Regions from separate parts of the Homo sapiens genome. Here region 2 is linked to region 1. The links are chromatin contacts, found by Hi-C or POLR2A ChIA-PET in ENCODE. All regions are on one chromosome and are shown on one strand. The core of a region is the stretch at or near the end of the contact, and the rest is flanking DNA. Distances in the headings are between cores, read along the strand shown.

Region 1 (4,445 bases), core at 767-3,266:
CTGAGCCTGTTTGATATGAGATTCCCGGCCAGGAAGAATTTATGTACAAGCAGTGGGCATCTGTTGTCCATGTGGGGGTTGGGGGGGGGCAGGGAAAGCAAGCCATCAGCTCTTCGTTTTCTTTGTGGGAACCGTGTGGGACAAGAAAGCCCACAAGTCCTAATTTTAGGAGGAGAGGGGAGACTTTATTGCTCCGGAGTTATGCCTCCTGGCATATGGCTGCGTTAACTCTGGACGCTTTCTCCAGCCTCTAAAGAATGGTGTTTATTTAGCTTCTGTGGTTCCAGGTTGCTGTTTTAAAAAATCCTGTTAATTAAGCACCTTGTCATTTAAAATGCCGAAGAAGGAAAGAGAGCGAGAAAGCTGGGGACATTTTACGGTCCTTTTCTATCTCTGGGTACAGACCAACTGCGAAGGCAGCTTTAGGGAGGAGACCAGCAAAGACCTCCTAACGCAATTGAAGTGGGTAGAATTGTAAGCAGCTCTGAACAACCAGTTAATATTTTACTGGGGAGCGGTGCCAGAGATGGGGGGGTGGGGGGGCTGCCAAATGGAGGGCTGTGTGTGAAATCGCTGCTCCATCTGCCTTGGGGGACGAAAAGAAGCCGTTCTCTGTGCAAATAAATGGAAGCAAGAATCCTTAGGAAGCCCAGGGGATTTGTCTGCCCACCGAGGAGGGCCCAACTCCCCCAGGCACACACATACAGGGATGATTGTGGCAGGAAGGGCTGACCTACGGGGGTAGGCCTGACGCATAATGGGGGCTCTTGTTTCCGGGCTGAGCGTGCCATCTTTCTGTCTCCCTCTGGATTGAAATGGCTTCTCAGCCCGAGAGGCACTGCCTGTGCCCTGGATTCACAAGGTACACGCCTCCCTGGGAAGCAAAGGCTGAGAGACAGCGGCTCTCTCTCTCTCTTTCTGCATCTGCCGGGAGAGCTGCAGCTGGTATTTTTCCACAGGCCTTCGCTGCGATCTCAAGGCCTAGTTTTTCCCAGCCAGGCCCCGAGTCCGAGAGAGGGTTAACAGGCAGGAAGCCGAAGGCATCGCAGGCTAATACGGAAGTCAGATTTGTGTTTAACTGACAGGTTTAGCAGGTCTCGGCCGCGGGGGAGGGGCCGGGAGGGAAGGGAAGTTTGTAGATCCAGGCATGTGGCCTGCGAGGAGGGCTTTGGGTTTTTCTTAGGGTAAGGACCGAGAGGGGTCCCCCTTGGCATCGTGGCAGGGCGACAGGAACCCACGTTGATTTTGCCTGCAGGACTGGCTAAGCAGGGCGCGAGAGGCCCACGGCTCCCTGGCCTGCCTTGCAAGGAGGCATGGGGACAATGACTATGCAAACTTGACCACTCTGCTCCCCTCCTCCCCTCAGCAGCTACTCCTCGCTCCTCTGAGAAGCCAGGGCTGCTCTCTGCTGATTTTTCGGGGCTCCCCCGGGCTGCCTGCTTCCCCCAGCTTCTCAGAGGCCTGCCTCAAGCCCCTTTTTCTGGCCCCTTGGCTGTTTCCCCGGGACTCCCCACTCCCCAGCTTCCCCTTCCCCTTGGAGAGCCACCCTGCTGGACTGTTCTAGAAAAAGGCTGGCCTTCCTCCCTGGACAAGGGCCGTTTCTCTGGGGGCAGGTGAGGGTGAGCCGTTCCAGCCCACTCCAAGAAACTCCCTTCCCAGGGACCTCCGGGCCTCAGGCTTTCCTGGAGCAGGTCAGGCTGGCTGCCCTGGCTGGCCCGTGCCGGGAAATCTAGCCAGGGTGCAGGAGAAGTGCGTGTGGGGGCCCCTTTCCCAAGTTTTTCTTGCTGCAAAAGGCCTAGCTTAGCCTGTCTTTTTCTATGCACAGGATGGCTCTTGCTCACCCGAGCCTCACAAAGATAATCGCTCAGGAAGTGTTTCAGCCAATCCGGGGCGGCTTTACACTCCGATTTGCCGGGGCAGCCAATCGGGGATGAGCTTTTATTAGGCGGCCAGATCATCAGCCGAAGTGCCAAACCCTTTTTCTGTGAGAACTAGGAGCCTGTCCTCCATGTTTTATAAGTATTGACATTACACAGTGTTAACAATGCATCCACAGAGGTAAGCTCGACTTTTTAACCATCTTTTTTCCCCCTCCCTCTGAGACATCCGAATTGTGGGCGAGCAGTGTGATTTCTCTGTGGCTGGCCGTGCCACACTCACCCCCAGAGCACTTATGTTAACTTGGAACTGTTTAGAGAGAATTTTTTTGCTTTCTTGGGTCACATGGCTCAGTAGCCATTAGCCATAGCTTGATTTTGCAAACTGGCAAGGGCCTGGCACACCTTTCCTTCCACCAGGGCATGGTGTTTCTGGAAGAGTTTGAAGCTAGATCCTGGTATGCCAAAAAAGAAGCTTTTTTTTTTCCTTCTTTTTTTTTTTTTCTTTCCCTCTTCCCTCTCTCTTCCCCTCTCTCTCTCTCTGAGCAGTTCCCCCCCTCCCACCCCTGCACTATTGTCTTCTCTTTTGCCACATGCCCTGCTGGGGGAAGAAAATGGAAGGTAAGCAAACAGGCTCCTCTCCAAGGAGAGCTCATGGCAGACAGCAGAGCAGGCAAGTTTGCCTCTCCAAAGAGGTTCTGGGAAGGCTGGATAAGTTTTGACAAGAGAGGAGCGTGTTTGCAAAAGAATTGTGCCCTCAGCAGAGCAGTGCTAAGGAGAGTCTAGCTCCTGGGGCCTAGGTGGGTGGTGGTGTCTGTACACGGTCTTCTCTTATTCTACAGAGCTTCTGCACTTGAAACTACATTGTTCAGCCTGTTTTCCTGACTTAGGTTGCTACAGAGTGTTCTGCAAGCCAGCCTACAGCCAGCAAATGTTTCTGAAAGTGTTTTCTAGGCTTTGGAGGAAGTTTTTTGGAGTAGGGATGGGGACTGGGGGGTGGGGGGAGAGATCTTGGACAACATCCTGCAAAAAAAAAAAAAAAAAAAAATCTGCAAGGATTCTGAATCCCTTAGCTTTCTACTCTTGCATGATTTTCAAGGAACTAATGTTACCTTTTATCCTTGTTTTCATTTTCCTGTCCCTTTTATACATTGTATCCTCCTCTCTTCTCCTGTGTCATGGAGTGTAGAGGAAATAAAATCATGTCTGTGGCTCATGACAGCATTCCATATTCAGTTGTTGGGTTGTGTTGTTGTTGTTGTGTGTGTTTTTAATAATACCATGTAACTGTTTAAAAAAATTTCCTTTTTGATCAAGTCCCAAATCTGCCAGCCTGTTCTCTCTTCCTAACTGTGGAAAAATGAGACGGTTGCTTGAACATTTGTTGGGTAAGTAAAGCAATCCATTTCCTCTGTGACCATGTTTGAAGAGTTTTGCGAACATTTGGGGTCTGTTTGTAATAGTGGGTCTTGGCTACAGGAGTTGGGGGCTTCATTAGCAGGAACAAAATAAGGGCTTTTTAAAGAGTGTCTTGATTTTAGGTGACTGTTTGAATCCACTGTTTTTCCTGATAACCTGCAGCTAGGATTGAAGATTATACTTCCTGTTTACCCTGAGTCAGGGGAGAAATGTTCAGTTCATTGTGACTTGACTCTAGACCTTTAATGGGGTTTGTTTGGATATTCAAACTGTGAGTAGGTGATGTGCTTGTGAAATGTCATGAAACTGCTTGTTCTTAGAGGTGCAGAGCCCTAAAAACATTGGTGGTGTAGAAGCTGGTGGTGGTGGTGGTATGTGTGTGTTGGGGGGGTGGTGTCAGTGTGCTCATGTTTTAGGACTTATGTATAGTGCAAAATCTCATCTACCACCAGACTGGGTTTGATTCAGGACTCACTGACCAACACATTTTGGCCTTTTTTCAGGTCTCCTCCACACATCTGTATGCATGCTGGCCCCACATAAGATTTCTCACTTTTTACATTTCCCTTGACCACTTAAGGCTGCAGCTAGAAGTTAAGTGGGAAAAGTAGAGTCTTGTTTAGCAGTACCTTCAGAATTTCCCTAGAAGTTCAGTACATAAATTTTCAGCTTGGAGACCAATCCGACATGACCGTAAATGCAGGAAATATATTCAATTGCTGTGTTATGTCAACTTTATGGAGTCAGTAATCTTTTTTCTTTCAAATGAGTGTCCAGTAGCCCACTTTCTGACACCGAATTGGAAAAAGGCTCATTTAATCAGCAGAAACGTACCACATTCTAAGTTGAGAAAAGTCTGTGCAAGGCAGGCCAGCTTAGCTTCTTAGAGTAAAACTGCAGGCAGTTAATGATGTTATATACTTAAAACTGAACAGTGCCACTGCCCCAAACAAGTAAGTTCAGACACTCAGCTATTTTCTTTGTTCTTATCTCCTTGCTGTAAATGGAAATTACATATCGAGGTTCTTGTGGCCTCCCTAGAAGCAATATCTAATCATAAGACTCCTGGTTTGGTGCCTTCAACGTTTGCATAATACTGTGTTTGTTGGGCTGGAAGGGAACTTAAGGGCAAGGCATTTGTCCTCTAAA
Region 2 (4,445 bases), core at 1,199-3,698, 3.6 Mb before region 1:
TGATGTGAAATTAGTTTTAAGCTAAGATAATAGAAATGTAATATTCTCAGTTTTTTTGGAGTGGTTAGAATTTATTTTTTCTTAACCTAAACTCAAAGTTGAGTTCTCAGTGTCAAGTATGTGGAGCAGAAATTAAGTAACAACCTTAGAGAACCTAATATAGATAGTACTGCCTTCTCAGATACTCACTAGAGTAGATAATGTTTGCCTTTTAAATCTTTTTAGTTATTCACACAATCATTATCACAACACTGTCACTCTTGGAATTTACCATAGAGTATTTGAGCAGTGAAGACTCATAGCATTTGGAAGTCATTTAGAAAAGAATCTGGAATATTTAGATGCATTTTTGTAGTAAATCTGGTGCTTAAACACTGTAAAATTAAATATTTACATCTGAATCCAGCATCCCATTTTGCTTTGTAAATGAGGCCAAAGATGAAATCCAGATGTTTTCCCTTGTATTTGTATTATCACTATATGGAATCTAAGTATATCTAAGAAAAACTAAACTTAAACTTACTTTGCTTATTTCATATTAGTTTTTATCTGTCTTCTGCAGTGTGTAATTAGATTCTTTAGTTTTCTGAATCAAATGCTTTGCCCCAACCCCTTTTTCCACGACTTTTTTCAGCTGTTTTCCCTTGAAATACTGACTTGGCTTTTAAAGATACATTTTATCACAATTGCAGAAATGTGTTGTATAAAAGTTTGTTAAACAGGGCTAACTGAAGTCTTAGATGTTGAACAGCTATGTGTAACCACAATTTATACTACTTGCAGCGAACTCAGATTATTTTCGGATGTTAAGTATGGCTTGAAACTATGTTAACTTGAAATGTAAAGAAACAGCAAAAGACAGGTGTATTTACCTAAAGATCACATATTAAGGAAACAGGCTTGGTTAATTCCTCACTATTGACATCTATTACTTGTCAATACATTTAACCAACCAATGATACTTTAAATCATAATGTTACTTTGAACAACCTACTTTAAAAGGTTGGTTCAAAAATGTTGAGGAGATAATGTATTGGTTGGGATTGACCTAAATTTACAAAGCAACCATGTGCTGTCTTATGCTACCCAGATTGTGGGAGCACCAAAAGCTATGTCCCTAGGACTACAAAGTGTGTTGTTTAAGGATCTTGCAGAGAGCCAATGCCCCTATTGGCAACATCACTTCTCATCCTTAAGTTTCACCAGTTGGGTGGCCTCAAGGCACTAGGATTCCCATTTTTTTTTTTATTCAGGTCAGAGAAGAGTCCATCACTGTGACTGGGAAGAATGTCAAGTCACAGGGTAACGGCGGACCTTAATAAAATCTCGGCCCCTCTGCACCGAATACCCCACCAGGAAGGGCTAAGGCATCCATGGGGTTGTGTCTCATCTCAAGTCGCTGTGTGAAGCACGAGGCCCTCACACCTCATTTAAGGCAGGAGGCGTCAGGGGCGACCGGCCAGGTGTCCCGGCGCCTTCCCGCCGCTTCTCAGCCGTGGAAGCGCGGGCATCTGAGCACGTGGAGCCGCCCCAGGCCGCCCCGCACACCCCTCCCGCCAGATGTAGTCCAGGCCCAGCTGGGCCCGCGCAGGGATCCCCAGCACGGCCACCTGACTGAGTGCTGGGCGTGCTGCGGCCCGCTGCTTCTGCCTCCGCCGCCGGCGCTGCGGCCAGAGGAAGGCGCCCGCCGAGCACACGGGCCCCGGGAGCGCACTGCGGCCATTATCCGCGGCGCCTCCTAGTGGGTCAATGGCAAATCCGCCTGGTTCTCGCGAGAGCTCCCCCCTCAGTGGGGATTATATAATTTCCCTCAAGCGGGGGTGGGGGTGCTGAGAGCACCCTCCCTCAGGAAAAGTTAGGTGCAAGCAGGGGTGGGAGTAAGAGGAACCCCCCCTGGGGAAAAGGGGGTTAGGGGTGCTGTCCCCACTGCCCCCCCCTATTTAGCTGGACAATGAGTCCTCTTATGCTAATGAGGCACTTACGTCACTTCCGCTCTTTCTCGGCCGCCATTTTGGCTAGGGCAGGTTCGGGGACTCGGTCCGAGGCGCTTGTATTGTCTGCTGAGGGGAGACGCGGGATCAGCCCCCTCCCCCGCCCGTTGCCGCCGCCGCCTCCGCCGGCCCGGTCTCCCCTCCGCCGCCCGCCGGGATCCATGAGCTGAACTCCCGCCCCCCCCCCCCCGGCCGCCGCCATCTTGTGCCCCCTCCCCCTCCCGCAGGCAGCGCTAAGGGGGATTTTGGCGTCTTCTCAGACACAGCTCCCTCTCTCGGTCCCCGCTGCTGAGGAGCGAGAGGAGCGCGGCCGCCGCCGCCCGCGCCGGTGAAGCCGCCTCTCCCACACCCTCCGTCTCCTCCCTCCGCCCCTCCTTTGTCTGCACCGCTCGACGACGCCGCCGCCGCCCGCCGCTCTGCTGCGCCCGCCGCGCCCCCCGGCAGCACCCGCGGCCGCGGCGCGAGCCGGAGTCCGCCGAGCCGGAGCGCGACGAGGCCCCGGGCGCGCCCTCCCCGCTGCCGCCACCGCCGTGCCGCCGCCATCCGCCCGCCGCCGCCGCCGCTGTCCGGCCCCCGAGCACGCCGGCCCCGCGCGCGCCTCGAGGCCGAGTCAAGGTAAGCCCGGCGCCGCCGCGCGCGGACCCGCGGCCCTGCCCTGCCTGGCTTCCCGACCCCGGCCCGCGCGGCCGCCAGTGCAGCCTGGCCCCGGGCGCGGGCGCATTGTTGTTCGCATCGCCGCCCTCCAGCCGCACACACGCTCCTTTGCACACCCCGGCGCCGACGGGTCCCCCGTCCCGGCACGGACCGCTACCCGACTCTGCTCCGGAGGTCCAGGCGCCTCCTCCTGCAGCCCGACCCCCTTCTCCGCCCTGTGAGCCCACCGAGGCCAGCACTCTGCCTGGCCGCCCGGAGCTTTTGCAGCTAAGGGCATCTCCCCCAGCCAGAACCGAGCTTCTCCCATCCTGGAACTAATCCCGTCCGCCCCCCACCCCCAAAAGGAGCCCCCCCACGCACACCCCCATGCCTTGAACCAGCCTTCTGCCAGGTCTGCCCACCCTTACCTGGGGGAGGGGGGACGGGGTTGGGGGGGGCGGGGAGCATGCATGGCATGGAGTGAGTCTTTGCCTCCCCTGTGCAATCCTTCTTCCCCAACCTGCCAGCTTTCCTCTTATCCTGACCACAGTTCACCACCATCCCTTTTCCCCAATCTCAGCTGCCTGGTCAGCACCTCTTTCGAACATTCTGAGCCCCAACTTTGCAGTAAGGTGGTAGAAAATGGAAATCCAGAGAGCTGCAAAAAGATTTTTTTTTAATGTAATGAATGGGGAGTAGTTTTGTGAACACACTCGTATTCACCTCTTCTTTCCTCTGGGAGGCCTGCCTGCCTTCCCCTCCCCCCCAACCTTGATCCCTGTCTGCTGGAAAAGGCGCGATTGCTTCTCTTCCTCTTCTGCCCAAGACCAAGACTCTAGGTCTGATATCCTTTTTAGCCACACACACACACCCCCCACACACGAAGTCTTCTTAATCTTCTTGAATTTACCAGTTACTCTGGACACTTCTTGCCATAACCCCATTTCACAGACAAAGGCTTAGGAGGGAAAAAGAACCAAACTGTTTCTGTGTTTGTCATGTTAATGATGTCCATCCCCACACACCCAGTTCCCATCCCTGATGCTTCTTGTGCCTGTATCTTGAACCTTCAGAATGAAAAAAAAAAAAATCTCTTGGATAGCTTGATACAGTTTCTTTAGAAATCTGCATTGTTGCTTCTGGTTTATGGCCATGGAGAAAATACCAGCCCCCACCCAAAATGCACCGCAGCCAAGTCGGCTAAAGGCGATGAGTGTTGGAGTCAGTAGGGGGCGCATTCTCTGCACTGGGTAAGGCTGCAGAGGGGGGAAGGGCCCCCGAGCTAGAACAGGATGTGCTTCACAGCGCCTTCTACAGACCATGGGAAAATGGGCCCAGCAAGACACACTCGCACTCTTAGTTGGTGAGCTGACAGCAACATGGCGAAGGATTAAGTGAGTCAAGAGCAGTGATTTTACTTCTTTTAAAGAGCCCACCCTGCATTTTAGAAGTTTTCTCCTTTTACTTTTTCAAAACTGTTGGCCCCCAGTCCATATTTGTTCTTGACGAATCACCTTGGCACATCCTTGGTTCGGATTCCCTTCCTCTGGAGTTCTTCCACCTCAAGTTTTGAATGTGTCACCATATCTTTCCTAAGTCTGGTGGTAAAGGAGAAGGTTTGAAACAAAGTAACAGGTTTGGGGGCATAGCTGGTTAACTCCCTTCTTCATAGGCCAAATCTTTCCAATTCTTTGAGAGTTAAAAATCATTCTTGAGAGATGTTGGATTAAGTGTGTAGATGGGTGTCATGATTTGCAAAGCCTTGTTGGTAAACATCAAGCCCATGTTGGGTTCTTCATTGTCGAACTCAAGTGTTGATTG

What was found. Hi-C counts contacts between places; a loop is a spot of excess contacts on that map. ChIA-PET counts read pairs that join two places held with the same protein, here RNA polymerase II (POLR2A). Pooled maps may share reads with other maps.
Region 2: a pooled map shows a loop between it and region 1 (5-fold over the local background). The contact joins the promoter of ADNP-AS1 here to the promoter of ZMYND8 in region 1. A Hi-C loop is called at or near these places in 5 of 50 pooled maps. POLR2A ChIA-PET finds 5 or more read pairs at or near these places in 2 of 52 experiments (HepG2 and activated B cell).

What each region holds. Positions count from the first base shown.
Region 1 is chr20:47,354,270-47,358,714 of GRCh38, reverse strand. ZMYND8 (zinc finger MYND-type containing 8) reads left to right here and starts at 2,016. Exons shown (of 23, transcript NM_001281775.3): 1 at 2,016-2,058. The coding sequence starts at 2,045. LOC101927377 (a long non-coding RNA gene) reads right to left here. Exons shown (of 2, transcript NR_134501.1): 2 at 4,082-4,445. RefSeq lists enhancers at 371-976, 656-1,005, 1,756-2,050, 1,585-2,192, 2,036-2,205 and 3 more.
Region 2 is chr20:50,928,987-50,933,431 of GRCh38, reverse strand. ADNP-AS1 (ADNP antisense RNA 1) reads right to left here and starts at 2,448. Exons shown (of 3, transcript NR_110009.1): 1 at 2,378-2,448; 2 at 1,983-2,057. ADNP (activity dependent neuroprotector homeobox) reads left to right here and starts at 1,995. Exons shown (of 6, transcript NM_001282531.3): 1 at 1,995-2,606. RefSeq lists silencers at 1,507-1,686, 1,550-1,737, 2,037-2,256, 2,407-2,456, 2,597-2,776 and 2 more and enhancers at 1,837-1,956, 2,376-3,166.